Regions from separate parts of the Mus musculus genome. Here region 2 is linked to region 1. A link is a loop called in an ENCODE intact Hi-C map of the cell type or tissue named here. Cell type or tissue: heart. All regions are shown on one strand. Links, peaks and the distances in the headings refer to the core of each region. The heading gives the core; the rest is flanking DNA. Region 1 holds the start of Tfb2m (transcription factor B2, mitochondrial). Region 2 overlaps Cnst (consortin, connexin sorting protein).

The links. Peaks named below come from ENCODE experiments on the same cell type or tissue, not always from the same donor. Only the 100,000 strongest peaks of a DNase experiment are listed, where the experiment ranks them.
Region 2: it touches region 1 in a loop (2.2-fold over the local background); 10 of 42 quality-filtered maps call a loop at or near these places.

The regions. Positions count from the first base shown.
Region 1 is chr1:179,544,190-179,560,275 of GRCm38, reverse strand. Tfb2m (transcription factor B2, mitochondrial) reads left to right here and starts at 14,000. Exons shown (of 8, transcript NM_008249.5): 1 at 14,000-14,454; 2 at 15,290-15,378. The coding sequence starts at 14,145. Cnst (consortin, connexin sorting protein) reads right to left here and starts at 13,747. Exons shown (of 11, transcript NM_146105.3): 1 at 13,660-13,747. In heart, for the core only: a CTCF peak has its summit at 13,544; DNase peaks (open chromatin) are centred at 11,855 and 13,835; H3K4me3 peaks cover 3,162 bases; H3K27ac peaks cover 2,942 bases.
Region 2 is chr1:179,596,703-179,612,788 of GRCm38, reverse strand. Cnst (consortin, connexin sorting protein) reads right to left here. Exons shown (of 11, transcript NM_146105.3): 4 at 11,057-11,087; 5 at 8,184-8,270; 6 at 7,722-7,836; 7 at 6,520-6,541; 8 at 6,256-6,352; 9 at 2,123-3,003. Among named protein-coding and RNA genes, the nearest start is that of Cnst, 58 kb to the right of the region's middle. In heart, for the core only: a CTCF peak has its summit at 6,689; no DNase peak of the experiment used is centred there; H3K27ac peaks cover 862 bases.

The DNA.
Region 1 (16,086 bases), core at 11,087-16,086:
GCAGCCTAAAATCTCAGCGTCTGGGAGGCAAAGGCAGGAGGAAGATCCTGAGTTCAAGGTCAGTCTGGGCTACGTGGAGAGTTCTAAGAGTAAATCCTAGTCTCAAAACAAACAAAACAACCAAAGCATAGAAATTGAGGGGGAAATAGAAGGGAAAAGGAGGGAGGCAGAGAGGAAGGAGAAAGAAAAATACAAAGAAAGGAAAACAGGGTCAATTCTAAAGAGATGGGTGTGGTGGTACATGCCTGTAATTCTAGAGGTCAAAGTTTGAGTGGGTGTTACACGTTAGCAAGGCCCTATTTAAGAAGAAGGAAAAAAAAATCCGGGAGCAAATAGCTCAATGGTAGATACCTTGACTTAGCCTGTGGAAAGCCCTAGATTCTATCCTCAGTGTACACATACACACACACACACACACACACACACACACACACACACACACACGTACACACACACAAGAGGAAAACAGGAAGAAGACATTCTAAAGCTCTCTAGCCACAAAGGCATTTTTTTCCCCTGAATGATTTCCTCCGGGCACGTCCTTTTCCTTATCGTGATTGAAATTATCTACCTTAAAAATCTGCCTAAAAGCTACATAACTTGGCAGCGGTCCATCAAAATAAAAAACAGAGAGGGGATAATGAATCCTAAAAACATAAAAACCCGATTCAATCACTGAGACTTTAAAAATAAAGCATGTTGGAACAAGACTACCACGTGTTTCCATGTTGGCGCTCCCATGAATTTTAAAGGCCAAGTTTCCATGGATTGCTGCTAAAGGAAAATCAATGTCCTTTGTCAAACATTCCCTGAGTGCCTACTACGCACACTCTACCAGGTTCACTGTAGGGAAAAGTGGAGAGAGGAAGGTTAGTAGGGTAAAGGATAAAAGAACCGAGACATGTAGCTGGTATCCTGCGACATCATAGTGCAAGACACAAACACACAAATACAAACCAGCAGCAAAGGAAGCTTTCAGTAAGGGCTGCGAACAGCCAGAGCGCGTGCGTGGGAAAGCACGAGAAAAGCACACCAAGTGTGGCCCAGGCTGAACTCTTGAGTCTCCTGCCCTTGCATTCAAAGCGCTGCATTACAGGCCTAAACACTAAGCCAGGTGAGAAAAGAATGCAGGACTCCAAATACGGAGAACTGTATTCTACTTCACGCTCAATAGCTGGTTTGAAATGCTTAGGTAAGGTATGCATTCCCTGGGAACTTTAATTTCTTCAGCTGTAAAATCCCAGGATTCGCTGAAGAGGATTCTACTCTCTTGCATAGCTCTCCTAAAAATGTTTGCCATGTTCCTTTAAGCACTGATATTATTTTACTTATAATTTCACTTAAAAGATGCAAAAACTGACTTTATGTGTGCATGATTCTTAATACAAACTATTAAGCCATAACAAATTGACAAATAAGGCACTAAGAACCGTATCAGTGAAATTAAGTCAACAGCCTGATGGGGATCCTGGATCCCGGTGCAGCCAGCTCCCTTCAGTCCCAGGGAGCTGGACAAGACCAAGGACACGACTCTTCTAAAGGAAGCTGCGGGGTTGTGCCACAGGCGTAACTGGTTAATTTTGCTCAGTGTTTGTAGACAGATGTGTAGACAGATGTGTAGACTTTAGTGTTGAAATGCCACATCAGAATGTGGCTCCCTCAGCACTAAATCAATCTGAGCTATAGCAGTCTGTTCTAGAACATTTTCATCTCCCCTTAGGCCTCTCACTTCACACCCAGCTAGTGATCCCTCCCCATTCCCCAGTGTTCCCCACAGCCTTCCTCAACCACTCCAACCACTAACCTTCATTGTGAGGCAGAAGGACTGGCACAGGTTCAAAGGCAGCCCGAGCTGCAGTGAGTTCCAGACCAACCTAGGGCTACAGTGTGAGATCCTGCCAAAAATAAAACAAACGGATCCACCAAAACCCCCACTAACCTGCTTTTCCTGATAGATGTACCTATTCCAGATAGTCCATATAAATGGAATCATAGTATGTGTGTGCTGGTACATACTTTAATCCCAGCACTCGGGAGGCAGAGGCGGGTGGATCTTGGTGAGTTTAAGACCAGTCTGCTTTACATATGGAACTCCTGGACTACATAAAGAGACCCTGATTCAAAAAACAAAAAAATGGATGGAAGGATGGATGGATGGATGGATGGATGGGATCATGTAATACCTAGTCTTTTGTGACTATTTTCACCTATTATGGTTCTGCCATGGAATATCTATTGTGTCAAACTCTATTTGTGCAGATGACTCATGGCACAACTCTTACATCATAACAAAGTGACAAATAATCAATCAAATATAAACATATCATTTCCTTTGACTCCCAATACTTCACGGTAAGGACAGAGCCACATTTTCTGTATCCATCCATTGACTGTTAAGCATCCTGGTAGATCTTAGAGTATTGTGAGTAACATTGTTACAGAGATTTGTCTGAAAGTTTTCATGTTTGCTTGACTTAAGGCAGGGTCTCATATTTCCCACTCTGGCTTGAGCTGCAATGTAACCAGGCATGGCCTCAGCCTCCTGCTTCTCTTGCCTCTAGCCTGGACCTGCCAGCACTCCAGGTGCCAGCACTCCAGGTGGGTAAGCACCAAACGGATCTGTTTCCCTCTCCTCAGGAGTAGAGCCGGTTGAATGATACTTTTGTTCAACTGATTAAGGAGCTGCCACACAGTTTGCTTCCCAAGGGGGTCGACAAACATGCTACACTTCCTACCAGCAATTCACAAGATCTAGATTTCTGTATCTCTCAAGATGAAATCTGTGGTTTGGACTTTTTTTTTTTCAGGACTGCTGTCAGTTTGAGCCAACTTGGGCTACATAGGCGTTCCAGGCCAGCCTGGGCTACAGAGTGAAACACTGTCTCAAAGACACAGTAGATAACCAGGTGTGGTGATAGCACATGCCCGTAATCCCAGTACTTGGGAGGCCAAGGCAGGAGGATTGTCCTGAGTTCCAGTCCATATTGAGCAGCAGCACTGGCCAGGGTTGCTGACATAGTTCATCAGTAGCACTTGTCTAGTGTATAAGAGACTCCTGGATCCCCCCTGCGGCCCCCACCCAAAAGTGCCAGATGTGGACATATGCTAATAATGTCTTAACATGGTGTGTCAGTACAGAAACTGTCCTTGTTCCTGACAGCTCTTTACTTAGCCTGCTCTGGGGAGACAGGATAACATCTGACTGGTACATTTGGTAATAGTTTTGGCTGGAGAGAGAAGTTCAGGGAGAGAACACTCGCCTAGCATGTGCAAGGCTGGAGAATCAGTCCTCAGTTCTGCCAACGAATAAGGAAAAAAGAGATTACACCACCTTTCTCTTGCCTTGTGCCTGTCAAAAGAGAGTACGCTGCGCTACTATGCTGCTTCAGGACGCCTGTCTCCTGCATCCTTAAAGGAGACACTGGATCATGTTAGAAATGAAGGAACAGATAGCCAGAGAAGGAGGGTGGGAATGCTATAGGACCACAGCATAGAAAGATGATGAACTGTCAGAGGAACTGGGCACACATCAGCTTAGCTAGATGGAAAATTATGGGAAGTCCAGGCTTGTATCTCAATGCATGCTCTCCTAGTCCAGTTCAGGCCCTTGGGCAGAACTGAAGAGGACATTGCTCACCGAAATCCCCAAGGCCACACATGTTTATAACCTCTCTGAACCCATCTTCCTATTTCCTACTAATCCTGTAAACTCTCTTTCCAAATAATAAGCAGACACCTGCCTCTCAAACCCAAGAGATGATGATGGTGGTGGTGGTGGTGGTGATGGTGGTGGTGATGGTGGTGGTGATGGTGGTGGTGGTGGTGGTGGTGGTGGTAATCATGTATGTGTCTGTGAGGGTTTGTGTGTGTGAGTGCAGGTGTCCATAGAGTCCAGAGGCGCGGGATCCTTTAAAGTGGAGTTACAGACAAGTGTGAACTATCTGATATAGGTGTTAGGAACAAACTGGGTCTTTTGCAAGAGCAGTACACACTTTTAACATCTGAGCCCTGGGATTAAAGGCATGCACCACCATGCCTGGCTAAACAGCCAGTACTCAGAACTGCTTGAACACCCCTCTAAGCCTCTAGGACCCTATTTTAAAAACAAGAATAACAACAAAAACAAACAAAACAAAACAACAATAACAACTCCCCCCCCCCCAAAAAAAACCCTCAATATAATTGCTGTAACCTACAGAACTGAGAAATTCTACAATGCTAGTTCTCAAGAACCCAGGTTGGAAACCTCCACCTTAGAGCTGTACTGATCACAGAAACAAGCACAACTGAATTGTTTCATTATGTCTCCTTCTGGAGTCTAAATTGGAAAGGTAGCATTTAAAGACCACCATGGTGATGGCTCAGCAGGCAAAAGCACTGGACTCAAACCTGACAACCCTAGTTCCACCCCAGAATAAAGGTCAAAAAGGACAGAAGGGACTCAACAAACGTGTTCCATGACCTTGACTTCATATTCATGGTACTCACAAAGCCCCCTCTCCTCCATAGAGTGGCATCAAGATTTTGGTAAACTGGCACTCAGAAGGCAGAGGCAGGAGAATTTTTGTGAGTTCAAGGCCAGCCTGGTCTACATTACTGAGTTTCAGGCCAACCAGGAACTATACTATATCTATACTACTGCTGCTGCTGCTGCTGCTGCTGCTGCTGCTAATGATAATAATTAATAGCAATTTAATTCCACATACTACTTATTATATTATAAAATTATAATCACTAAAAAAGTTTCATATACATTTCCTTCCTTCCTTCTTCCCTCCCTCCTTTCCTCTCTCTCTCTCTCTCTCTCTCTTTCTTTCTTTCTTTCTTTCTTTCTCGCTCTTGTTTCTTTCAAGACAGGGTTTTTCTATGTAACCCTGGTTTTCCTAGAACTCACTCTGTACACCATGCTGCCCTTGAACTCACAGAGATCTGCTTGCCTCTGCCTCCCAAGTGCTGGGCTTAAAAGTGTGCACCACCACCACCTGGATGCATATCCATGTCCTTTCTTAAAAAACAATTGACTTAAACTCACGTAAAACCATTCATTTTCTAAAAATGTCTTTTTTTAAATTATTTTTAAAAATTAAAACAAATTTAAAATTTTACTTATGTATTCATGGGTATGTGTGCACGTGAATGTGTGTGTGCATGAATGTGTGTGTGCACAAGTACCACACATGGTGGTCAGAGAACATTGGGAGTTGGTTCTCTCCTGCCATGCTGGTCCCCAGGATTGAACTCGGGTCTTCATACTTGGTGGCAAGCCTCTTTACCTGCTAAGCCTTGTCACTGGCCCATGTCTATATTTGAGGGTCTTGATTTTTCCTCAGATATCTCGGAAGAGATTTATACAAGGTGCTCTGTGTAAGCATCAGTCCCACAGTCCCACTGTACTTAGTAACATTCATGTTACCTAGGCTCCAACATCAACCATCAAGTTCACAGGCAGTAATACCAAGTCCAGAATCACTCATGAGCCTATGCATTTCAAAGTTACTCACCAAAGTGGCAGATTTCCTTATATATGTATAGTATAATATGTTCCCTTGCATGGGTTAGGGTTAATTAAAATTCATTTCTTTAATTCAACTTGGGTAAAGTATAATATTTCATATGGCAAAAACAATCTAACTGTATTATAAAACCTAAGTGGAAAACATGTCAGCTTATCTCCCATTCTTCCAAATAAGGAGCAGAGGCAGTGTTTTTTAATTAAAGGCTCCCAGTGCCTCACATATCCTCCTCAATCTCTCCTGCATTCCAGAGCTAGATTAATCTTCAGAAAACACTACCTTTCTGTCTCACATAATAAAAACAGTGGTTGCACAGATTTGTGGAACAAATAATTCTTCATGTCCCCAAAATCCATAATGACATGTTACTATCTGCTGCTCAATTTAGTTCATGTCATCCCATCTTGGGTTTTAACCAAGCATCAAAATATTCTCTTTGACACTCTTGAATAAAATTCAACATCTGCAACATCCCACTCCCCGTATCTCTGTACCTCTTACAGCCAGTCCACACACTGCTACAGAAAAGGACAACTGTTTGAGTCAGCACAGTATCCACGCAGCTTCAGCTCAGCTTCACCCTTGGTGATCCTCTCTAGTACAGCACCCACGACCACAACAGAGATTGCCAAATGTCACATGGAAGCCAGTATTTTGCTCTCATCTCAGAGGAATGCCTCTAGGTCTGCTATTCTAAGATAATCTTTCTGTCTGTATCCAATTTGTACCTCTTTGATTTCATCACAGAATATGCCTATAAGCAAGCCTGTATCCAGGTCACCCTGCACACTAGGACGCTCTTCAGCATAGAGCTCTTCTTTACCTAATCCTAAATCAAGACTAACTTCGAATCTATGAAAACATCCACAGGAACAACTCTTCACTCTAAAGCACACAGAGGACAAAACCTGATGTTTAAAACAATTTCTGAAGCTATGAAAGTATAAGGTAGCCAGGCGTGGCAGCACTCCCTTTAACCCAGCACTCAGGAGGCAAGAGACAGGCCACGTGCAGACAGTCATCTACACAGCTGGCTCTGGGCCAGCCAGGACTACACAGTGAACCTTGTCTTAATAAGCAAACAAAACAAAACAACAGCAAACACCCACCTAATGTGCTTTTTTGAAATGTGTTATCCCAAAATGCTGTATTTGGATAGGAGCTTTGGGAAAAAAGAAAAGACTCTAGAGTAAAGACAGGTTATCCTAAGTTATCTATCCTGAGCTGGACACTAGAGAAGGGAAGCCAGTAACAAGAACGTTACAGAGAACACTTTCCAGGGCTTTTTGCAGGATTGCTGGTAGATTATGCCTTTTCATTTTCCCCTCAAAATGATGTGTAGTTGGCATAGGTAGGCTAGAAATGTCCTCATGTCCCCTGGAGTGTGTCCCTCTTCCTGGCCAATCCATCGCACTTGCCAGTACAGACAGAAGACATCATGGGCCCTGACTGCCAAATAAGCTTTTATTTAAGTTTCTTAGAGAGGAGAAAAAAAAAAAAAAGTTGTTGGGTTTTTTTTTTCAATAATTGTTTTTGTTTTTTTAAACACCTTTTTTTTTTTTTCTCTTTGGAGAATCACTTTTCATAATTGAAGGAAGGAACATTCTAAATAAGATTTTTTAAGGCTTACAACAAGCCAGAGTGTTCCAGCCTTTCACCTTTCCTTGGCAGGCAGCGTAGACACAAGTCAGAAGAGGGAATGTGCTGCACAGTAAGCACGAGGCTCTTTTTCAAGCTCTCTTTCCGACACTCCTAAGGCCAGAGCCCAGTGTGACCTCCCAGCAAAGGCTTCTCACACACTGGGCTCTGGGCGGAGCATCACAGGTGCACGCAGCGTCCTTCCGCAGAGGCCCCTGGCATAGTTGTTGCCTCAGCCTGGATAAGGGCTCCTGAGCAGGAGTAATACACCTACCTTTTCAGGTTGTCAGGGGGATAAAGCTTGTGTAAAAACAAAGCTCTCCAGGGTATGGCTGGGGGTTGTAGGAATCAAATATGCAAACTACTGTTCAACTGTCATCCCGGCAACCTGAGTTCAAGTCCCTGCACTACACAGTTGAAGCAAAGAACCGGCTCTCACAGGTCCTCCTCCTACCCCCATTGTGTGCCTGTGTGGCACGTGTCCCCTGGGACACAGTCTCTCTCTCTCTCTCTCTCTCTCACACACACACACACACACACACACACACACAAATGTAACCTTTAAAAAAAATTTTGTTTGTTTTGTTTTGTTTTGTTTAATTTCTGGGTTCAGTTCCCAGCACTCAAAACAAAACAGAACAAGACAGTAAAACTCTCTATGTATCGTAGAAGAATGCTGCCAATCTGTGGTGTTCTTCCCGCTTCATCCTCTCTAGTCCTGAGCTCACAGGCCTGGTCACTTCCTCCTGTCATCCATGCTGAGTGTGAGGGCAGAAATAATGTGGGCTACTTTCCTGAATCCTTAAAACTTACATACATACATCATACTTGGATTAAATAAGCCTTTTCCATATTCTATGAGTGGGAAAAAAAAAAACCCTAAAATCTTTTTACAGACTAAATTCTCCTTGAGCAATCTTTAGCAATGACTTCAGTTTGCCCAGTCATTCTGTTAAGTCTACAACGGTAAGACTCTACCTGCCAAAGACAGAAACTGTGAACAAGGAAGGACTGGGCGTGCGTATAACACAAAGGACAGCAGGTGCTAAAGTGCCTCAAAGCCATACTCTCAGGACTCAGGAAAACAGCATTCTGTTGCAGCACAGAGTGCGTGTATTTTAAGGGAATTTTAACTTCAAAATCCATAAGTACCTTAAGAGGTTACTGTGCTTTGACTCAAATTACACAGCCTCCACCTAGTAACACTGAGTTCTCAAAACACAGCTAATATAAAAAAAGGATACATTGATCTACTAGGTGGTAGCTTTCCAGGGGAAAAGATATACTTCAAAGATAAAGTGTATCACAAGATAAAATTAATTACTTTTCTATTTACTTTTTTTGAGACAAGGTCTTACTTCCTATGACCAAGGCTAGCCATAGAATCATAGTGATCCACTGTCTCTGCCTCTCTTAAATGCTGGAATTAAAGGTGTGTACGGTGTTAATTCTTACAATCATACATACCATCAAAATGTCAATGCTCTAGTATCAAAAGAGGTTGCTAATTTGCTACTGTTTCAGAATTCTTACTAGGCACTGTGACAGGGAAAGCTGGATCTGTCAGTCTTTGATAGGTACTCTATCTTTCCATTCCAAATGGCCAGCGATGACAGAAAACAGGAAGTCCTAAGATAGCATGATACAGTATCGTAGTGGTAACATGACACAAGGTTTCTGTCTCCAAATATGGTAAGTTCAAAATCATGCCTAAAACACTTTAAGAAATCTCCAACTATCACCAAACATCAGAATCTTAAAATATACCATGTTTTAAAAAAATAGTCCATATAAATTACTCCAACTGCTTAGAAAATAAAAGTAGGCCTTTGTTGAAAGTAAATATATTTTCCCATGGGGATGATAACAGAAAAAGTCTGTACTAATGTAAACCAATAAGGCTCAATAACTGAAGGGAAAGCAAAATAATAGTTTCCACCATGGGGTTGCTAGGATTTGAACTCAGGACCTCTGGAAGAGCAGTCAGTGCTCTTAACCGCTGAGCCATCTCCCTAACCTTAAAGGAGCTTTTTAAAGAAACGGAAACGTTGCCAGCTATCAGTTTTCTTCCTCAGAGTACTAAAATAAATTCACTAGGGCCAATTTATAGGAAACAGTGTGTTTTAATTTTCTTTCCCAGAAGGGATCTAGCTGTGCTGTCCAGGGTGACCCCAGGCTCCAGGGCTCAAGTGAACTCCCTCTCTCAGCCTCTGACATAGCTAGGACCACAGGTACATGCTACTTCACCTAGCTTGGCTTTAAGAAAAAAAAAAACATTTAAAATTTTTCTTCTATTAGTTTTTTTGTTAGGTTTTAGAAACAGGGTCACCTTATATTACCTAAAGTGCTCAGCAGGTCTGCAACTCACTACCCTCCTGCCTCTACATCTAGAGTGTTGCTTTCTAAAAATACAAGTTTTACTACATTGTCTAAGCTACATAGCAGGATTGTGTGAGATACATGTGTATTATATAAGATACATGGGTATTAATAAAAGTGCTTAAGATGAAACAAAGGGACAATCACAGTTACTCTTCCTTCACCCAGGCAAGGCTACAATGTACCATTTAGCCTAAAGCTTGCTCTGTCCCTAACTGCCGCTCAGGTGTGCACTAGCTCAGTCTAGCCTCTCAGTCTACTCCTGTCCTGCAGATTCCAAGCTTTGTATCTTTCTGCCCATATCTTCAATTTTCTCTCTGGGGTCCTGAATTAAATTCTTTTTATCAATCCAAAAGCTGCCAATAGACAACTGTCTAATTTTAAATGCAAGTGAGAACACTACCGAACTGTACACACCTCTTTCACAAAAATTAGTCTGTCCACCTTCTCCAACTCTGCATTTGTTCCTGTAGACCCTCCACAGGCAGCCTTACAGTGTGCTGTTCTATAAAGTCTGGATTCTAGATAGAAAGTCTGTCTCCTGATCAGAGAAGCAGACTTGTTTAGTGTTAAATTATAAGAAGTATTAATTGGGAAGTGTATTAGAACACGGGAGTCAAGACAGGACCAATGCTGGGTCAGGCTGGTCCCCACATGGGGAAGCTGGATTCCATGTTACTTCAGCTCTAAACCATGACATTTTCATCTGAACATGACAGTTTACCACACCTGCTGTGAAGCAGCTCCTGGCAGGTCCCTAGACGATGTGCCAGCAGCTTTATATAAAGCCGCCACACTTCCTTCTAACAAACATAAACTCTGATTCCCATGATTTCAAAGCCAAAATAGCACATCCTCTCTCATTCTATAATTTGCCTAAAAAAAAAATCTACCTCGCTCTTGATAAGAAATACCATGCTGTAGAGGCCCACATCTCCAAACCCATCAGCTATACTTGAAACTGGGTCAGAAAAGGGTCAGTTTCAACACAACAACAGCAGGTACCCTACCTGTTTCACAACCAAGTTCAAGCGTTCCACAGGTCCTTCCCAAGAACACCCTACTCAGTGCCAACAGACTTAGTAGACAAAGACTCTTCCAGCCCTGATACAGTGTTGCCGCACAGGTGTCACAATGACACCCAAGGAAATGACTGAGCCCTCTATTCATCTTCTGATACTCACTAAACAAGCACTGACATCAGCACTCACTAAAGGAGCGGAGTTTGATGTCAACACCGAATAGGAAGAGACTTCTTAGAACCCTCTTCCTGCACAGAATCTTCTCAGTTTGAGAATGGAAGCACTTATAAAAGGGAAGAGAGAGAGAGAGAGAGAGAGAGAGAGAGAGAGAGAGGCTTTTTTTCATGTATCCCAAGAGAATCAGACTCTCCAGGTAGAAAGACATTTTAAGCATCAAACAGCAATGCTATAGCTATGTGCCAGCCAATGAGGGAGGCACTGGCTATAAGTGACTCTTGGACATTTGCAACAGGGTCAGCCCTAATTGAGATGTGCTGAGTGTTAACCACATCAGAGCTGCAGACTTAGCAGGAAATCTTGACAACTACTTGTAACTCTGCTATACAGAGGAGTAAAGCCACTAAGACCATTTCCACCTGGTAAGTGGGACTGCTAGTCAAGTTTTAGAATTATCTTCCACGCCTTTGAATAATGCTTCTCCAGCCTTGAGTCTGATGCAAGCCAGAACTGTCATTTAGTATTTCCCAATTTCAATTCTCATTTAAAAGCTACAAGAAAAAAAAAGAGAGAAACCAGTAGTTTCCGTTCTCAAGCAATCTGATTATGATAACTTAATAAGAAAAATAATTTAAAACCAGCCATAAAGAAACCAGCAGGCACTATTAGAAAGAAAAATTACTTCAAAGGCACAAAAATTGCACAAGATACAAAAGCCCCAACTGCTAAGCAATTTGTGAAAAAAAAAAAACTTTAATTAAGCTTTTCTAAAAATGTAGGTCTAAATGCTGACTCTAAGATTCATTTTAAAAGTGAAATGGACATGGGGTGGGTGCTTTCTGTATTGCTCGAGTACCTGCAAATGCAGACAAGTATACCATTAACTCTATGCAGAGGGAAACAACTAGGCACATGGCAAAGGCCTGCAGTGCCAGGGATGCTGAGTTAACCAAGGGTGGGGGCTCAGGCGGGAAGGCGTTTGCAGAGAAAACATGGAAACCTGAGTCCTGATCCCCAAAGACCCACACCCATAACCTGAGTGCGTGGAGGATGGAGGCAGACGGAGCCGTGGACACTGACGGACAGCCAGCCCAGCAGGATCTGAGCTCCAGGGTCAGGAACAGAACATGTCTCAACAAAACAGTGGACAGTGACAGTCACGTGACATCACACTACACAGGCACACACATGCATACCACATACACAAACAGAAACAGGGAGCTGGGGAGGTAGCTCCAGGGCAGAGCACTCGCCCAGCGCGTGTGCAAAGCCCAGGCTTTGACCCCTAACAAAGAAGGACAATGATAAATATAACTTTCCTAACGCCAACCACTCAAAAGGAAAATAAACCCTGCCCCAAGTTTCCTTGGACTGAGTAGGCTGTGGTCCACAGGCATTGTGAAATTTTTAAAAATGGTGCTAGGTCTGGAATTCAGGGCCTTATACGTGCGAAGTGGTCTACCACTGAGCTACAATCCCCTTGCCTTAAGAGGCTTATTTTAAAAATGAAAAACTCAAGAATATACTGGGTAAGTAAATTTTGTTATTGCTCTGATATTTTTTAAAAATCATTCTGAGGGAGGGACTGGGAGGAGAGGAGGCAGGGGAGGCAAGGATCGTGAGGTAAAGTTAATTAATTATTTAATTAATAAAAATTATAAAAATCATTCTGCCATATTCAATTGTTAAAATATAGCTCTGGGGAGGGGTGCAAGTCTAGAATCCTTCTGAGTTTATCAAAATGCCAATGGGGGGGGGTCACCTTTGCTTTTTTTCTTTTCCTGAGACATGGTTTCACTATATCCTAAACTAGCCCTGAACTCTATGCATCCCAGGCTGGCCTCCAACTGGTGGGTAATCAGCCTCCTGAATGCCAGGAGCACAGACTTTTACCACCATGCCTGGGAAGAATAATTTCAATAAAGAAAGGATGTTAAAAAACAAAACAAAAACTTAACAAAATCAAGATCAGTGAACAACAGTTAATAGCTTCTGCAGTGTACTAACTTACCATGCAAAAAAGGCCATCTTCAGGTGTCAATTCTTTCCGCCCTAGAGTTTCATTAGCTAAGGGCAATCTTGAGGCTACTTGGCAGGTGACACATTCCTGAGAAACTCTTTCCTTGTGCATTTATATGCCAAGCTCAATTATGCTGCCAGCAGAGTAAGCAGAAAGGATTGTACATATTTTAAACTAAGAAGTTGATTGGCCGCAGCTTCCAGCCTTGATGGAAGGGATAATGGGCAAAGCTTTGAGTACGATCCCCAAACACCGAAATCACTCTCAAAGAAAAGGATCTTCTAACACTGCCAAAATTCCCATTAGAGTATCCTATTTTTAGTCTTTGCAATCGGCCTTTTAAATTGCATTCTACGGTACAATGTGCTTAACTAAGTTTACACAGAGAATAAGGAAGCTTCCTAAGGCTTTAATCCTTTTAAACATGGGAAGGAATTTTAAGCTTTCAAATATTAAAATTTTTCAGCCTGAAATTTCAGTCTTGCAAACATGCATATTAAAAAGAAAAGGTAAATCTTGGCCCACAGGGAGGGAAAGAAGGGAGGCACTCGGCGGTTCCTGACAACCAAAGAGGTAGCTGTGGAGGGGAAAGAAGGTATATGGGGGCAAATAAAAGCTACCCGCAGGGAAGCTGGCACAGGCGACGGGCCACCGAACAGAGACACCGACGCGGAGTAGAAGCTGCCGGGTCCCCGGGGAGGGGAGCGCGCGCGGAGAAATTGGCGCGACGCGCGACAACCGCGTACCCGCAGAAAAGCGGGGAAAACAGGAGATCCGAGAGGGGGCGGATGCGAGAGGGACCCGCTGCAACTCCGGGGAGGACAGCGCCCGGGGAGGAGCCAGCGACTCCCCACAGCTCGGCGGTCGCCGCCAGCCGGCTGATCCCCTGCAGCCGGGCTGCTGGTCTTACCTGGGCATCCGAGGCAATGCAAGGGCTACCGCCGGGCGCCGGGTCTGTTTCCAGCCCCGCGCGCTGACATGGCGGCCGACGAGCTGTCACACCGCCGGCTCGGGTCTCCCGCGGCACTGGAGGATCGGACACCTCTAGCCTTCCCGCCCCGCCTCCCTCTGCGCAACCCTCCCGGCTGGCGGCCGGACCGAGGAGCATAGAGTGCGAGACCGCGGCTAGAGAGGAAGTGCGGAGGGCGGGCGACCATAGAGTTCCAGCACGGACACACCCGGAGAGTCCACGCACAGGAGCCTGGGGGCGGAGCCTAGGCGGAAGCGGAAGCGAGTGAGCAAAGGACTGAGGCTAGGTCGTTCGCATGCGCCATTCGTAATGTTTACTTCCGCCCGGCCTAGTGTGGTGGTGAAATGTGTGCACGTGTGATGGGGTGCTCTGCGTTCTTCGCAGAGGCTACCTTAACTGGTGTTTGAGGTGGACTTTAGAGGAGGATGAGGGGACCGGCGATGCGGCTTCCCCCGCGGATCGCGCTGTCAGCGTTGGCCCGCGGCCCATCTTGCATTCTAGGGTCCGGAGCGGCGACGCGGAAGGACTGGCAAACGAGGAACCGCCGCGGCTTCTCTGACTTCAATATAGAGCCGTTGCCTGATTCTGATTTGGAGGAGTCGTCCCCGTGGACATCCAGGAATCGATCGGAGCCTACGCGTCACATAGCATGTAAGAAAGCGGCCAGGAACCTGGTACGGGACCTGCTGGAGCACCAAAACCCATCCCGTCAAATTATACTAGAGTGCAATCCAGGTGAGTTGAACAGAAGCTTTGCCCTTAGCGTTTACGTGCCCAATATCCTAAATTAGTGTTTGTTTATTGTGTATGCGCGCGTGTTTAGGTCAGAAGACGACTTAGCGAGAGTCAGTTCTCGCCCTACACTTGTGATCTCAATGATTGAAACGAAGTGTTCAGGCTTTACGCCAACCGCCATTGCCCTCTGAGCGTTCTCATTGACCCTGAATTGTATTTTTTTCTTTCTTAAGCATCACTTCTTACTGACAGTCATTTCGTTTAGACTTGACAGTAATTTTTATGGCTAAACATTCAAATAGTCCGTGAGTAAGAGGTAGTCGCAATCTTACATACTATCTTATATACTTGTTTTTCTTCTAGGAAATAGTGACATTTGTTAGGACAGTAAGTGTTGCTGTCACTGACAGACAGAAGGCTGTACAGCTTACCTGTTGAGATGTTGTGGGTTCAAGGTAACTGCCTAATCATAGTTTTCTATATGCAAAAAGAATGTTATCTGGAAACATTGTGTCGTTGAAGCTTGTGTAAAGTCGACTTTGAAAGTGACTGTGGCCGGATGCAATGGCACACACCTTTAATCCCAGCAAGAGGCAGACTGATCTGTGAGTTGGAGGCCATCGAGGTCTACAGAGTGAATTCCAGGACAGCCAGAGCTACACAGTGAGATCCTGTCTTAAAAATAGAGGAAGAGAAAGACACACACACACACACACAGAGAGAGAGAGAGAGAGAGAGACAGACAGACAGACAGACAGACAGATAGAAATGGAGAGACAGAATCAGACAGTATGTTGTTTATTTTGCAAATAAAGTTTTTCTGTTAATATACCAGGTCCTGGAATCCTGACTGGGGCATTACTTAAAGCTGGTGCCAGAGTGGTTGCCTTTGAAAGTGAAAAGACTTTTATTCCACATTTGGAGGTATATTTTTATGTTCCTAAAGTAATATATCTATAAAGACTAGGACCTGTTGAGTGTTCCATGCTTGTTGAGTTTCTGAAAGCTTGGGAGTTCTGAAATCTCTTTTCTAGTTCCTACTGGGGCCCCGAAAATGATAACCTCAAAGCATGACTCATTAATAATAAGTGAGTATTTTGGAATAAAGGACAGTTGGAAGCCCTCAGGTGTAGCTTCAGGAAGAAAGTGTTTCTGCCCTCCTGTTCTTCAAATCAAGCCCTAGAGAGCAGAACTCCTATTCTCAGGATAGACACAGAAGCTAGGACCACCTCACTGCAAAAGAAATGATAGGCCTGAGAATTACTGTAAGCTTTCTGTGTGAGAACTGCCTTTGGCCTACCTTGATTCATAGAGGATCGGGAGTTCTTTTGTCAGAAGCGTTCACCCTCTGCCCAAGAGGAACGAATGACAAACGTAGAGAGCCTAAGAATCTGAACGGAGCGGCCCTGGGTCTGCTTCCACCTTTGGTTGGTTCAGGTCACACCCCTTTTATTCCAGCTCATCCCCACAGAGCTGCCCATTCTCCATTGACTCTCAGCGTGAAGTTGGACACTTTCTCTAGATCTACATAGGAACACTTGTTACATAGGCTCCCATTAATTTGTGGTTACACTTTTCAGTTGTTAATCTACCTTTTGTTAAATGAGTGTAGTTTATTCCCTTAAGATCAGG
Region 2 (16,086 bases), core at 4,632-9,631, 59 kb before region 1:
TAAGGACACCTGTGACTTAACCTAAGGCCTCACTCTTACAGCATTAAGAAAACACTTAAGCCTTTAGCTTAAGCTCTTTTGCAGGCAGGCAGATTTTAGTAAAACATATGGTTAGAATAGGCACCAGACTTAAGCACTCAGAAAGTATGTTTTACTATCTATTTCATAGCACCACAGAGCACGCTCGATTTGTTAACTGGATGTAGCTTCGGGGGTTCTTATACAGAAAGACTTAACAGGCCAATAAATGTTACAAAGGAGACCATTACATACTCTTTTCTCAGAAGAGACAACTTTCAACTCCACGTACAATCTTCTAGCCCCGGGGTCATGAAGAGACTGCGCTGTGATCTGAGAAGGAACTCCCCATTTAGCTGTAACACACACACACACACACACACACACACACACACACACACACACACAGTTGCCCTGTGCAGAGCAGTGTTCAGAACACTCTCAGCTCTGCTCACCATCAGTGCTGCTGCTTCTCAACAACTATTATGAAAGTTGTGCTGAGGTTTATATCATATTAGTACCATTTTAACCCTTTCACCTATACAGTTCTCGGCACGTTATATTCCAGATGCTGTACGACCATCCCTACCACCTGTTATCTAACTATTCCACCGATGAGCAGACACTCGGTATACTCCAAGAAATGATTCTGATAAGAGAATTAAGACACAGGCTGGGCGTGGTGGTGCACGCCTTTAATCCCAGCAATTGGGAGGCAGAGGCAGGCAGATTTCTGAGTTCCAGGCCCTGCCTGGTGTCTACAGAGTGAGTTCCAGGACAGCCAGGGCTATACAGAGAAACTCTGTCTCGAAAAAAACAAAACAAAACAACAACAACAACAACAAAAAAAACCAAAAAAAAGAGAATTAAGACACAAAAATCATAGTTTTGTGGAAGCTATCTCAGGTACTCTGGTAAGAACAAGCATGAGAATAACTACTGAGCTTAAGGCTTTACTTTAAAAAAAAAAATCTAATTTTGACAAAGGAAAAACCCCACAGTTTATAGGAAATAAAATAGGAATAGAGCAGTGGTCCCAGGAAGCTCGTCACAGAGCTCCATTATCACATATAGGTTGTTAGCTAGTTTTGCTTTATTTTCCTGCTGCCTTCCTGAATGTTGTTAGAACACAGTGGCTGTATACCAGAATTTTAGAGGGTTGAAACAATGCTACACAATGTCTGAGGCTGGCCTCGTATTCACAGTGACTCTCCTGCCATAGCCTCCCAGGGCAGAGCTTAGGGGTGTGGATGAGGTCAAGGGTCAACCTAAGGTGGAGGGGGTGTGGGGGTGGGAGTGGGGTGGGGGTGGGAATGGGGACGACAGACCACACACACAGAAACACTGGTCTCAGTTTCCCAGCACAAGCTGGCTCAGAGAGATACAGCCACGGCCCAGGAGGCTGGTGAGCCTGAGGGCCCCGCCCTGGAGCTGTCCGGTGTGACTCTCTGTGACAGCTCTCCTGCTGTCTCCCTTGGTTTATCTGCTGTGGATTTTACCTCTGTTTTCCTAGACTTACTTATTTTATTCCCCCCCACCTCCATAGCTTTTTATCTTTTTCTTCCCAGGACCTTTAAAATTCTCTTATGAAACAAAAGACAACAGTCATCTTTCTTTGCTGTTCTTTTTTTTTTCTGTCTTTTCTCTATTTAATAGCTTAAAAGTTCATCTTAAAGCGTCATCTCAAAGCTTCCCTCCGTTCTGTTAAGGCTGCTTGTGTAATCTAGAGATGCGTGTTCCCACACTGAAGGAACAGTGAACACACACACATCATCTTATTCCCTGGGGATACGAGGAGAAAGGCTTCCTTACTCGAGTGTGCCCAATCTTGTCTTCATCTGAGCCCCTGAGAATGCTAACTCACAAGGTTGAAAAAGAAATATGGCGTTGGTAGCCGTGCCTCTTGCCTCTGTCTAGAGGCAGACAACGTAGCTTCCTAAACTGTAAGCACTGCAGTGACTGAATGCCATCTGATTTAACAACACACAAGTCATTCAATAATTAATGTTGATGTTAATGGAATTGTCCCCTTAAGCTTAGAACCAGAGCAGGATTTGCACATGAGATTGCACCTTACTCTCCCTGCTCTTCATCCCCGATTTACCTCTGCGATCTCTATCTTCTTGGCCAGATCATCAAGGGAGAGCGTGCTCTCGTCAGGAGGCAGATCCTCCTGGAGACTGTAGGACGCTTCTTCAGGAGAGAGGTCTTGGAGGAGGTCAGAGTCGTCGTCCTGGATGTCCTCGTAGGACAGGGAATCTTCAGCATCCTTCAAGCATCTCTCCAAAAGGCTGTGCAGATAGTCTTCCGTTTCCTTACTCACTCGGTCTTCACTGTCCCGCCTTTCTTCTGGGGCCATACACACTTCCAGACACAGTGTGCTTACGTCACAGGCTTTCCTGTCACCACAGAGTGCACTCTCAGGACCAGTCTCCAAGCCAGCCTGACTCTGTGCTGATTTCCCATCACTGGCCGTGACATCAGGCTGCCGCGGCTCAGCTACCTCACTGCTGTGAGGCTGGTCCCTGGGCAGCGCTTCAAATGCGTCCTGCAGAGGAAGGCAGAGTTCTTTTCGGTGTGCCTGTGAATATTTACCCTCTGAAATCAACCCAGGCAGTGCACCGTCGTCGCCGGTGGAGAGCTTCTGCTCTGCCACTGATTCACTAGGAGGAGCCACCTTAGGGTCTCTGGCCACACCGCAGTGGTCCTCTGTGGGAGGCGCCGGCACGCAGCTGCTGTCTTTGCAGGCATTCGAGGCAGCAGCTGGCCCTGACCTGCTCCCGGCTGTCTCCAGGGACTGGGTGTGGAGGTCCAGTGTGGCATTGGTGCTGCTGGGCAGCTCCTCCGTGTGGTCCTTTCCTGCAGTCCCTGGAAGCTCGGGGGAAGCTGTCTGCCACTCCATCTGATGACAGCCGGGGCTGCTCTCCTGGGGCTCCTCCTCATGCCGGTCTCCACTTGGATCCGTGCTGGGACAGGTTTCAATCTCTGAATATGAAGAAAAATAAGCTGCTTTTGGACTCCAAACAACGCTTTGCATACAAAGGTAGAGGGGAACACATGCACACGTGTGACACAAAACTATTCTAACCCTTTCAGACAGAAATGCTGTCTGTTACACTGCAGTGTCCTTAGGCAGAACACACACGCCATGTGGTTAATAAATAGTATTAATGTAGTGAAAAATGATTATTCAAAAGCATGTTAAAGTAAATGAATGATTCAGTCCTCATTATAAATAAAAAAGTTTAAATTCTGAATTTTTTGTCTTTTATATTTAAATAAATACACTTATTATTTTTCTTTTTTTAAAAATCTAATAAACCAGAAAACTTTTTTAGCTTCTACTTACTTAAGGCATGCCATTATTGGGTAAGTATTTGGGTAATCTTACTAATAATATAAAGATGTAAATAGGACGAAGTTTATTCAGAATGAAGGAAGGAGAGTTTGTCAGATTAGACTTGTAATCTGAACACAGCACCTTTGAAAATGTGCCTTCAGAGCACAGGCAGCTTCCTAGTACATGGGCGCAGAGGGGACTACAGAGAATACATCTGACAAGAAGCAGAAACAGGTTTGAATTTCTACCTCTCAATACTTTTTAAAGAAAAAACTTGTATGTAAACAAAAAGCAGAACTTGCCCATTGGTCAAGAAAGAAGCCCTCTCATCTTGTTAGCTAAACATTCTACGAGGGCATATATAATTTCCACAAAAAACAGTCAAAAGTGTAAGACAAAATAATAGTTTTATTCCTTTTAAATTTTAGTTTACTAGAACTTCAATTACCAACTGACAATCTAAGCAGTCCAGCCCCAAGACCAGGTATTTCCTAAGTTCTGTCTCAGATGCCGGAGAGGCCAAAACGGCCTGGCAGACTCCGCTGTCATGCAGAGGCGGCACCGGAAGAGTTCTGCACGGTCCCTGGCTCCCGACCCCCAACTTCTGATATCAGAGAGCACTGAGAAGAAGTGGCCATCTCTGGAGAGTCCAAGGTTTGGCTGCAAGACAGCAGGTCCCCATGGGTTGTGAGCCTTGCCCAAGCTTATTGGCATCTATCAGGCAGGGTATGGGGCAAAGGTCAAAGTAAGAAAGGCTACAGCCAGGTGGGAAATGGGTCAAGCTCAGTCATAAAGTCCAATGAGACCGGGCAGCACATTCCTGGTCTGTTAACCCCCAAGGCTGGGGATCTCCACATAAGGGAAAGGACAATACATAACAAGGACAAAATACAGAGAAAGATGCAGAGTGCAGGGCCCCAAGCTACACTGGAAAGGCATCCACAGCACTGACAATTCTCTCTTAAAGATGAGGTGGGGCCAGATGCCCTTCTTTGTCCAGGATCATGATGGATATTGTTGTTTGGATTGTTGAAGCCAGTGATAATCCCAACCGTTTACTCAGTCAAAAAATGAGGTATTCAGTTAGAAGAGCAAGGATCCAGGCTTAACTTAAGAACCAGAGCACCAGACAAATGGCCTTAACTGTGGTGCCTCGGTCTCCCCATCTGTACCACAGAGAGCGCAGCAGAGGACAGGCCGGTGCTGGGCTGCATGCAGTGCTAAGCTTCGCTTCACACACAGGGTTCCTAACAGCAATCTTCCCAGTGCACACAATGTGGAGGCACGGCCACACTCAAACTGGGTGACTCCTGAGTCCATCCCTTTACTGGGTGCATGTGTGTGTGTGTGTGTGTGTGTGTGTGTGTGTGTGTGTGTGTGTGTGTGTGTGGACATGACTCAGGACAGGATCTTCTACAGCCCAGGCCAGGCTTAAACTCGCCCTGTAACTAAGAGGACGACTTTGAGTCGTGTTCTCCTGCCTGCCCCTTTCGGTTCTGGGATTACAGGTGCACATCACCGTGTCTATTAAGTTGCAATAAAGCTTATTTTACCCTGGTTTCTGACATTTAAAAAATTACTAGAAAAAAGACAGAAAAAAAAAAAAAACAAGCGTGTGAGGTTGACACAAAACAAAATCCCTAATTTGTGTCATAAGAGAAAAGGGAATGAAGATTTGGAACTGACTTAACAAGAGCTTTGGTAGAGCAGAGGGCTAGTGAATGGCAACAGTCACATCTGTACTGTCAGGGAGGCTCACTCAGAACGCCTGCCATCTCTCTTTAAAACAGTTCAAATCATAAGGTTCATAATATAAACTGATAATAAAATCATCATCAGGATAAAAATGTCCTGAAAATATTTACTTCTAAAGCTTTGTAAATACATTTAGAAATGTTTCCCAAAGCCTGTTTGATATGCTTGCACATGCACTTATATAGTCACAGACATACACACAAAGCGGTATGAATCACACACACTCTCACAGCACACATGCAATGTCTCACACACACAGTCACACACACACACACACACACACACACACACACACACACACATCCGTTTGCACATGCACTTATATAGTCACAGACACACACACTCACTCATACAGTGTCTCTCACACACAGTCACACTCTCACAGCACACATGCAGTGTCACACACACATACACACACACACACACAGAGTCACACTCATTCATCCGCTTGCACATGCACTTATATAGTCACAGACACACACACACACTCATACAGTCTCTCTCACACACAGTCACACTCTCACGCACACATTAACATACACACACTCACAGACACACATTCACATACATACCCACCCATACACACACACACAAACACACACTCATACACACACACGCATATACACACTCATACACTCACACACACACACACACACACACACACACACACACACACACACACTGTATGTTAGCTAACAAAGGAGAGAGGATAACGTTCTATAAGTTCTCCAGACAGAACTTCTCCCTAGCTAGGCTTACAGAACAGGTTGGTACCTGGTTAATCTGTTCAGTAATAGTTTGGTTTTTTGTTTGTTTGTTTTTGTTTGTTTGTTGTTTGTTTTTACACAAGAAAGAATCTAAATACACCAAAGCTATTTCAGACCACTCTGTATAATCATTTTATATTATGTTTTCCATACTGACATTAGAGAAAATATTTAGATTTTAAAGAATTTATATTCTATTACTTCTAGTTATCTAAAAATAGAAATACATATAGAAATGTAGGTTTTCTATTTTTTAAAAGTATATGTACAAAAACCTAAATAAAAAAAATTCCAACCCAGCATTTCACATGTAACACTTAAAATGCTGCAGGTGACAGGGCTCCTGTAAGCCTCTCTAGTGTTCTCTGCACGGACCTGGCTCTTTGGCTGCTGCTTCTGTCCCCACTGCCTCTTCAGACATTATCGCCCTTGCAAGGCTTTTCCTCTCTGGTGACGGTTCCACAGGCGCTGTCTAAAAAGTTGTTAAAGAGGAAAAGATAGTCATGACTTTTTTTGAGAAACTTGTATTAAGCTAGAAAACTGCAGGCATGCTGGGGAAGGTTTTCTGGGCCAGTCTGGCACACAGTGTAAGGTGCTGACAGGCTCCCCGTGAGTGCTTCCAGAAGCAAAACCTCTTACCTTAAGCTTGGACAAGAGAGGGCTGTAGGAAAGAAGAAAAACATAGTTTTAAAAGTACAGCATGCTTCCAAACAAATGTCACTGAAAGGACTATAAAAAACCAGAGCTCTCTGCATTCTAATATTAGCGCAGAACAGTCCCAGGGCTGAAATACTGCCACCGGCCTCCGTGGTCAAAGGAGAGCTGCAGCTTGTGTTCGCTTCCTTCACCAGCTGATTGCTACTGCAAGGCCCCACACAAGCTACAGGGGCTTTTCACACCCCACAAACGTTTTAAAGTTTCAGTTTGAAACAGATCATGGCAGAAGAGAATTAGCTGGAATTACCCATGGACAGACAAGTACCTTCCAAGTGTTCGGTTTTAAGGATACCACTCTAACAGGTGTGGGTGAAATAAATTCTAGCTTTACTATTATCACTATACTTGGGATTAAGAAACAGGTCAAATGTCTACATGTTGAGCACGCAGGCCGCCACGGGGTCATACGATACATTGTCACAGCAGCACAGCAGCACTGACCCTGCATGTGATAAAATGGAACCGAGAAACAAGGGTGTAGGGAAGAATCTAGAAACAGTAGCATTATCCTCTCTGAACTCACAGGCCATGTAAACTCCACTACAGACCTAAGTTACGATCCGGGGGAAGAGAGGGGATCACGGACTTGGTGCTTCAGTGAAGCTTAACTATTAGGGTGACTTAGTCTTAGAAACCTAGCTGCTCTACACAGATGAAGCAACTGAGAAGTACCTGGTGGATGAAGGTTTCCGTCACTTAGGTTAAATACTACATACTGTGCTGCTTAGACCGTTCTTTAAACGGTTACAACTGTTCTTAAGATATACAAACACTGGGAAACAGCCAAAATAAAAATAGTGAATATATAGATATCCATACATTTAATAAAATTAAAATAATAAATGATTAAAAAACAGAAAAAGTCATAATGCATAACTTAGATCATTTGACTTGTCTGATCCCTTAATCAGAAAGTATCAAAATTATCAATGTTTCTAGTTAGAAGGATCCTCGAAGCCTATGGAAACCAGGTGAGGTTTAAAAAAAAATTATTATACTCAGTTTAGTTTCTTAAGTTGAAAATGTCAAGAAAACAAAGAAATGGCTCATGCAGTTCCATACTCAATGTACTGTATATCTTCAATCCGCTCCAACTTACTTTAAATAAATTATAACATACGTACTCTTGGTGAGTTGTGCAAATTTTAGCAAGCTGTTCAAAATCTTCACCATTAAATCCCTTTTCTGAATTTCTCAGAGGCGTCACTGTACGTGGCTGGACAGCTTTCCATTTTGTTTCTAAATTTAAAATATTTGTTAGTCACTGGTTCTTACAAAATCTATTTAGGCTCCACTGTAATAATTAATATACAGCTAGCTTCTCAGGCAACCCAAAAGTTAACACAATTAGCAAATAGCTACGAAGAGTAAGATACAGACCCGTCAGCCTTCCCTCTCCTTCCTTCTCTCTCTCACCAGGTGCTGGGGAACTCAGGGCCTTGCCCTTGCAGGCTCTAGGACACTAAGCTACACCCCCAGCCTGGGCTTTGCAACAGTAACTTTTTAACATGCAAATCGAGGTCAGTGCTAGCAAGTTGTTACATTAATTCCCATTAATTCCCAGTTCCAGGTCAGTCTGTACTTACCCCATTGTTCCTGAATGGCAGAAAGATTTGCAAGCAATTGCTCATGATACAGCCTTTCAAGCTGAATAAATTTCATTGCTTTCTCATCTGAACAGAAAATCTTGAGGAAAATAGAAATCAAGACTCCCTCTCCATTAAACCCCAGGTTTGCTAAGGAATGTCCTACAGAAGACAAGAAATGTGGTGGCTCACGCCTTTAATCCCAGCACTCGGGAGGCAGAGGCAGGCGGATTTCTGAGTTCGAGGCCAGCCTGGTCTACAGAGTGAGTTCCAGGACAGCCAGGGCTACACAGAGAAACCCTGTCTCAAAAAACCAAAAAAAAAAAAAAAAGAAATGTGTGGACCTGATCAAAAAGATGAGCCGACTCTAAATATTTTCAAATGTAAGCAGAGCTGACTTGAGGTTTCCTGGCTTCTGAGTAAGCGCATCTCATCATGTGCACACATGGAACGGTGACGCCGAGGGACTTGGGTTCCACACTGGAACACAGAGAAATGAAAGGCTTTACTCAAGGCCTGCACATCTAGCGCTCAGTAAAGCCATCCGATTGGAAGGAGGGCCCACAGGAGATCTTGGAGCCTGTGTAAAACTTTAATTTCTTTACTTAGCTGACTTCCTGACTCTGAGACCCTTCAGGCAACGTTTCTTTTTGGTTCCCGGACCCTTAGCTTACTTTTAATCGGACACTTTCCTCCCATGAGTAAAAAGTATAACATGCTAAATCATGAAAACATCACATGACATGGGTCTTTTATAAAAAAAAAAAAAATAATTCCCTACAGTGACTTTCCTAATTATCACGGAATTCCAGTTTTTCGTTGTTGATCTTCTTATGACCTTTTGGCTTTCCATCTGCACCACACAAACCTGCATCTTAGGAGGTCACAGAATACTGTCCAACTGCCCAGCTTCCTCTGGGCAATGTCCTGAATGTTGACCCAGAAAAGAGAGAAGACGCGAAAGTTTAGCTTTGTAGCCTTCCCATGAGCACTAAGAGGGCAGTTCTCACTTTATCACCTAACACTCCTGGGCCCAGAAGCAGCATCACAAGTCCTCTGCACCCTCTGCCCAGGCTCTGCTCCCTCTGCCCAGCCTCTGCTCCCTCTGCCCAGGCTCTGCACCCTCTGCCCAGGCTCTGCTCCCTCTGCCCAGGCTCTGCACCCTCTGCCCAGGCTCTGCACCCTCTGCCCAGCCTCTGCTCCCTCTGCCCAGGCTCTGCTCCCTCTGCCCAGCCTCTGCTCCCTCTGCCCAGGCTCTGCTCCCTCTGCCCAGCCTCTGCTCTCTCTGCCCAGGCTCTGCTCCCTCTGCCCAGGCTCTGCACCCTCTGCCCAGGCTCTGCTCCCTCTGCCCAGGCTCTGCACCCTCTGCCCAGGCTCTGCACCCTCTGCCCAGGCTCTGCTCCCTCTGCCCAGGCTCTGCTCCCTCTGCCCAGGCTCTGCTCCCTCTGCCCAGGCTCTGCTCCCTCTGCCCAGGCTCTGCTCCCTCTGCCCAGGCTCTGCTCCCTCTGCCCAGGCTCTGCTCCCTCTGCCCAGGCTCTGCACCCTCTGCCCAGGCTCTGCACCCTCTGCCCAGGCTCTGCTCCCTCTGCCCAGGCTCTGCTCCCTCTGCCCAGGCTCTGCACCCTCTGCCCAGGCTCTGCACCCTCTGCCCAGGCTCTGCTCCCTCTGCCCAGGCTCTGCTCCCTCTGCCCAGGCTCTGCTCCCTCTGCCCAGGCTCTGCACCCTCTGCCCAGGCTCTGCACCCTCTGCCCAGGCTCTGCTCCCTCTGCCCAGGCTCTGCTCCCTCTGCCCAGGCTCTGCACCCTCTGCCCAGGCTCTGCACCCTCTGCCCAGGCTCTGCTCCCTCTGCCCAGGCTCTGCTCCCTCTGCCCAGGCTCTGCTCTCTCTGCCCAGGCTCTGCTCTCTCTGCCCAGCCTCTGCACCCTCTGCCCAGGCTCTGCTCCCTCTGCCCAGGCTCTGCTCCCTCTGCCCAGGCTCTGCACCCTCTGCCCAGCCTCTGCTCCCTCTGCCCAGCCTCTGCACCCTCTGCCCAGGCTCTGCTCTCTCTGCCCAGGCTCTGCTCTCTCTGCCCAGGCTCTGCTCCCTCTGCCCAGGCTCTGCTCCCTCTGCCCAGCCTCTGCACCCTCTGCCCAGCCTCTGCACCCTCTGCCCAGGCTCTGCTCTCTCTGCCCAGCCTCTGCTCCCTCTGCCCAGGCTCTGCACCCTCTGCCCAGGACTGAAGGCTTCCTATTCGGATGCATACTTGAGTGTACTGGAAAACTTTATTTTGTTGTTTACTAGTGAAGACCTAATGTGTCCTTTTAACATACATCTGTACATCATAAAATATTTCTATTAGTGAGGAACCATTAAAACATACATTTAAATTGCCCAATGATGCAGATGGATCTTAACATGATATTCTCCAAACAACAAAACCATCTAATGATATCTTTCTCTGCACGTGGCCCTACTGTGTGCAGCTCAGGACCACACTTGCAGCATGCAATCAGAGGAGTTACTGTCTGCTGCTGTCCGGCATGTTCCACTATGTGAATGTTTGACTTGTGTGCTTAAGAGCAGGAGAATCTAAAAGATTTTTAAAGTTTCTCTTCCCGGCAGCATGTGTTTTCCCCATTCTCTTGAATATAAATATTTAATGTTGGTAAACTTAGAGGTTCTTTATGGAAAGCCACATTTAAATGGCTCTAGGGGGTTTCTGGAGTGACCTGTTTCCTACACTTTGCTCTTTGAGGTGGCTACAAGGGCACACTCAACTGCCAAAACCTGCTGAAACCATTCGGTCTGCACAGCTTGTTTCCTGGACCTCAATATAAAAAAAGATGGTTTTTCCAAGCAGCCTATGAATTCTGTCTGTGAGGTAGAAAGGATACAGTCCTCTTCCTGGAAATAGGTCTCAGCTACCTGTAAAGACAGAAGAAGAAAGGAGTATTTGAGTGAAAGGACGAACTAGGGAGACAGCAAGATCTTGTAAGGCTGCTTTGATAGGCTACTAACAAAATGATTTCTCCACATCCATGAGTTCAGAGGAACTCTGTAGGCGCAGGCCACAATCCTAGGGTCTCCGTCAGCAAAGCTAGCACAAGTACCCTTTAGCCGCCAAACCACCATGTTCTTTCCAGTCTAGTCACGTCCTAACAAGCTTCACTTAGCCCCTTAAGTTTAAAAAGGAAGAATGCTTAGGGATGAGGGGAAGGCTATAGGCTTACAAAGCTGCAGTAGGGGTCAACAGGTTTAAAAGATTATTATTATAAACTAAAAGTTAGAAATGGCCAGGCAGTGGTGGTGCACACCTTTAATCCTAGCACTTGGGAGGCAGAGGCAGGTGGATTTCTGAGTTTGAGGTCAACCTGGTCTACAACCTGGTGAGTTCCAGGGCAGCCAGGGTTATACAGAGTCTCAAAAAACAAACAAACAAACAAACAAACAGTTAGAAATGGGGTCAGGGAGATGGCTCAGTAGGGAAAGATGCAAGATGAGTCTGCCTAGGCTGACAACTTGAGTTCAATTCATGTGATTCCACATGGTGGAAGAAAGAAGAAGTTTCCCTAAGTTGTCCTCTTACTTCTACATGAGCATCATGGAACACCCCCCCCACACACACACACACACACTCACACACACCCACACACCCACACACAGCAGAAATGTCACATTACATGAGACTTTAACACCATTTCATTTCTACTTTAAAAACTACCAGCTCAAAACCTCAGGGGACCCTGGTTTTGGTGTGTGTGTTTGAGATTATGTCTCCTGTGGCCCAAGGTGGCCTTCAATGCCAAATGCAGCCGAGAATGACCATAACTCTTACTCCTCCTTTTCAGATGCTGGGGTTGTAAACAGCACCACAAGGTAAGAGCGTGCTTTGATATTTTTACTTATTGATATTCTTAGTGTGTTTGTGTGTACATACCTGCACACACACTAGAGTTTGAAATGAGGTGTTGCCTGCAATTGTTTACCTTTATTATTGGGATTATTTTTGAAACTGGATCTTACTCTGTAGCCCAGGCTGGCCTCAACCTCACAGAGATCCACCTGTCTCTGCTTCCTGAGTGCTGGGATTAAAAGGTGTGACCATGCCTGGCCATGCACCTTCTTTTTTGACTCAAGGTGTTCCATAGAACCTGGTGCTCAGCAGTTAGCTACACTGAGTGGCCATTTAGCTCTGGGGATGTGTGTGTGGGCCTGGTCACCATCAGCACTGCTCGCTTGCATACGCGGAGGCTGGGTATCCAGACTCACGTTCTCATGCTCACAGAACAGGTACTTTCCCATCTGAGCCATCACTTCAGTCCTGTTTTTAAAGATATTTATTTTGTTTTAAATCATGTGTATGCCTGTGTATGGTGTGGTCGGTGAGTGCAGGTGCCTGCAGAAGCCAGTGGCATCTGAACCCAGGGGGCGGCAGGTACAGGCAGCTGTGACTGAACGCAGGCTCTCTGGAAGAGCTTTACAAACTCCTTACTGCTCAGCCATCTTTCAAGCCCCATGCTGAGACCTATTTCTTTTTGGCACAAGATCTCTTGTAGCGCAGGCTTGCCTGAATTCACTGTTTAGCTAAGGATGACTCTGAACTGCCGATTTTTCTGCTTCGACTTTCTGGGTGCTAAATCTAGGCCTGGCACTGTGCTGCTATTTTTAAAAAGACCAGGTTAGCTGAGACAGTGCTTGCCCAGCATGCTCTAGGCTCTGAATCCAGTCCCTAGAACTTCAAACATAGCTCGGGGATGTATGTAGCTCAGTGGCCATGGGCGTGCCTAGTGTGTGGGGTTGCGTGGGGGAGGTCACAACAACAACAACAACAACAACAACAACAACAACATGGGAGACAGACCAGGGTAAGTGAACTGTTAACAGTTAAACATGCGTAGTACCACAAATACACAGAACTAGAGAGTCCAGTCTCAGGAACTGATCCCAGAAAAGGCTTCTCACTTATCAGTTTCATTCTAAAGGATCTTTAAATTAAAAAGAAGAAAAAAATCAGGCACGCACTTTAATCCCAGCTACTAAGGATCAGGCAGAGTAGTAGCATTAGTCCAGGAGTTCAGGGCCAGCCAGGACAGAACAAGCCCCATCACAGGCAGATACAGCAGTTCATTCATTAATTATGAATTTCTTCGACTTAAAAACCTCTGGGCCTGGTGAGATGGCTCAGCAGGTAAAAGCACTGACTGCTCTTCCGAAGGTCCTGAGTTCAATTCCCAGCAACCACATGGTGGCTCAAAACCATCTGTAATGAGATTTGACGCCCTCTTCTGGAGTGTCTGAAGACAGCTACAGTGTACTTACATATAATAAATAAATAAATCTAAAAAAAAAAAAACAAACCAAAAAAACCTCTGACTCCTGAACAGTCTCTGCTGCGTTTCTGACCCTCAGTCTCACACCTGCTTCCTTCCTCCAGCTCGCCTGGCCTTGCAATCGTACGTGGCTTTTACTGTCAACCAAATGTTCATTAATCCAACAGTGTGTCATCTAGACTCAAGAATGCACAAAAGTGCCAGGCGTGGTGGCGCGCGCCTTTCATCCCAGCACTCGGGAGGCAGAGGCAGGCGGATTTCTGAGTTCGAGGCCAGCCTGGTCTACAGAGTGAGTTCCAGGGCAGCCAGGGCTACACAGAGAAACCCTGTCTTGAAAAAAAAAAAGTAAATGCACTTCTAGGCAAAAGGGAGCCGTCAAGAACAGATATATAGATTATTTACTCTGAAAATCCACCTAAGCCCTGCAGGACAATGAGGAGATCTCCCTGCCTCATTTACCTAAACCGGAAAAGCAGCCTGGCAGAGCAGATGGCTCAAGGGCCTGACAGGTGAACGACCTGACTGCTCTGGTCCTGACACTTGGCACTGTGGGGCCCTGAAGGCATCATTTTCATCTTAAAAATGGCCAGAGCCACTCACATCTACAAGAAACAAAGCTGTGCCTTCTACCTCAACTGTCCTAGTATATGGGCGTGTATCACCATGCTGAAGCTCAGGTTGTCCTAGAACTCACTGTGCAGCCCAGGCTGACCTTGAACTCCCAAGACGCTCTTGTCTCAGTTTCTGACAGCCCCCTCCCCTACCAGCCAATCATTTTGTAGCTCTGCTTTGGTGGGTATTTAGTATTCATCAGATGAGTGGATGAATCCCGTGGAAGATGGGGATGGCGGACACTGAGCCATCCAACGTCATTCCCCCCCCCCCCCCCCCCAGTCCTTCAGTACAGTCACACCTAGTGAGTGAAATCAACCAACTGAAAATCACCGGCTTCCTCCACACATCTGAGGGGCTGGCAGGAGAGACTCTGAGGTTTTCTTGGTCACCCCATTCTCCCTTTGACAAGATGTCTGGATTTCTCCAGAAGGCCCAGATCCACTGCAGGGATAGAGACTTTGCTGGCTGAACAGGACCGCTACCAACAGCTCCATTCTCAAAGTCCCTAGTGCAATTATGTTTCCTTCCAATCATTATCACTAGGATAACCTAGGGACTTCCGTGCTTTTCCTCCTAGGGAGGGGTGTGAGGGAGGAGCCTTGGGAACACTCAGGACTAGGTTTGCCCTGTACTAAGCAAGGCCAGTCTTCCCAGAGCTTCCCCAGGGCAGCAGAGAGCTTTCAGGGCATGCCTATAAGAAAAACCATAGCCTCTGGCCCTTTGATCTATTTTTCAGTAGAAGCAAGAAACTGAAAAAAATTTTAACCTATATTTTATTTTTGAAATTCTGTCTGTCAATATTATAGACACCTTTGCTATTTTTTTGGCTTGTTTTTTGAGACAGGGTCTCATGTAGCCCCTTCCAAGTGTTGGTAGTGTGTCCCACCACACTCAGCTTGTATGTGCTATTTCTTGATTTCTCTTTCCTCAATAAAAGATGAATTGCAAAGTTCTTTGCTGGTAGCTGTCCCAACCATACAAACACACGGTCATTCTCTCACATGGTCACCTATCCCATGTTATTATTATACTAAGATCATGGGCAAACATCTGTTCACCTTATTAGAAGCCAACCCATGCAGGACACTACCAACATCTCCATCTTGAAAGTCCCTAGTGCAATTATGTTTCCTTCCAACCATTATCACTGGGAAAACCTAGGGATGTGGGAGGCTGGTGCTTTTCCTCCTCGGGAGGGGTGTCTGAGAAGAATTTTGTTTTCCTTGGAGTGGTTTGGGCCCACCTCAATCCCATTCCCCTATGCTGGGGACTGGACATGTTCAGCTTACATTCTGTCCAGGAACTACAGCCTCAATATAGTGATGCTAATTAAAAAACAAAACTAAATGTCCTTGCACCTCCTTTAATCCCAGCACATAGGAGCAGGCAAATCTCTGTGAGTCTGAGCCAGCCCAGTCTATATAGCAAAGGAATAGTTTCAGCTTATCTAGAGGGCCAGAGTTTTTGGAAAACACTGAGAAAGCCGGATAGGAACCCAGAACCGACAGACAACAGACATAGATCACATGGAGCATTGCAGGCTGTGGGAAAGGTTTGGCTTTTCCTGTGACTGAGAAGAGATGCCACTGGAAGGCCACGTTAAGTGATGTGGTCTAATATGCCTTATCCAAGTCACAGTAACTGCCAGGTGGAAGGGTGAAGTCGAAATAACACAGGAGTAACTACAGGGAGGCTCGTGCAGTGAGGAAGTTTGGGTGGGATTTCATGAAGCTACACGCACTTGCTTCCCCCAGAGAAGGGCCAGTGGGATGGCTCTGCAGGTCAAAGTGCTTGCTGAGCAAGGCTGACAGCCCAAGTTTGCTCCTTGGAACCTTGTAGGTGTGAGGTTGTCCACTGACCTCCAGACACGTGCATATTATAATAAAAGAAACTTATGTTAAAAAAAACTTGAAATTTTAAGTGGAAAAAGCGTGTGTACGTGTACAGATCATAGAGAATAAGTGTCAATGACTTGTGGG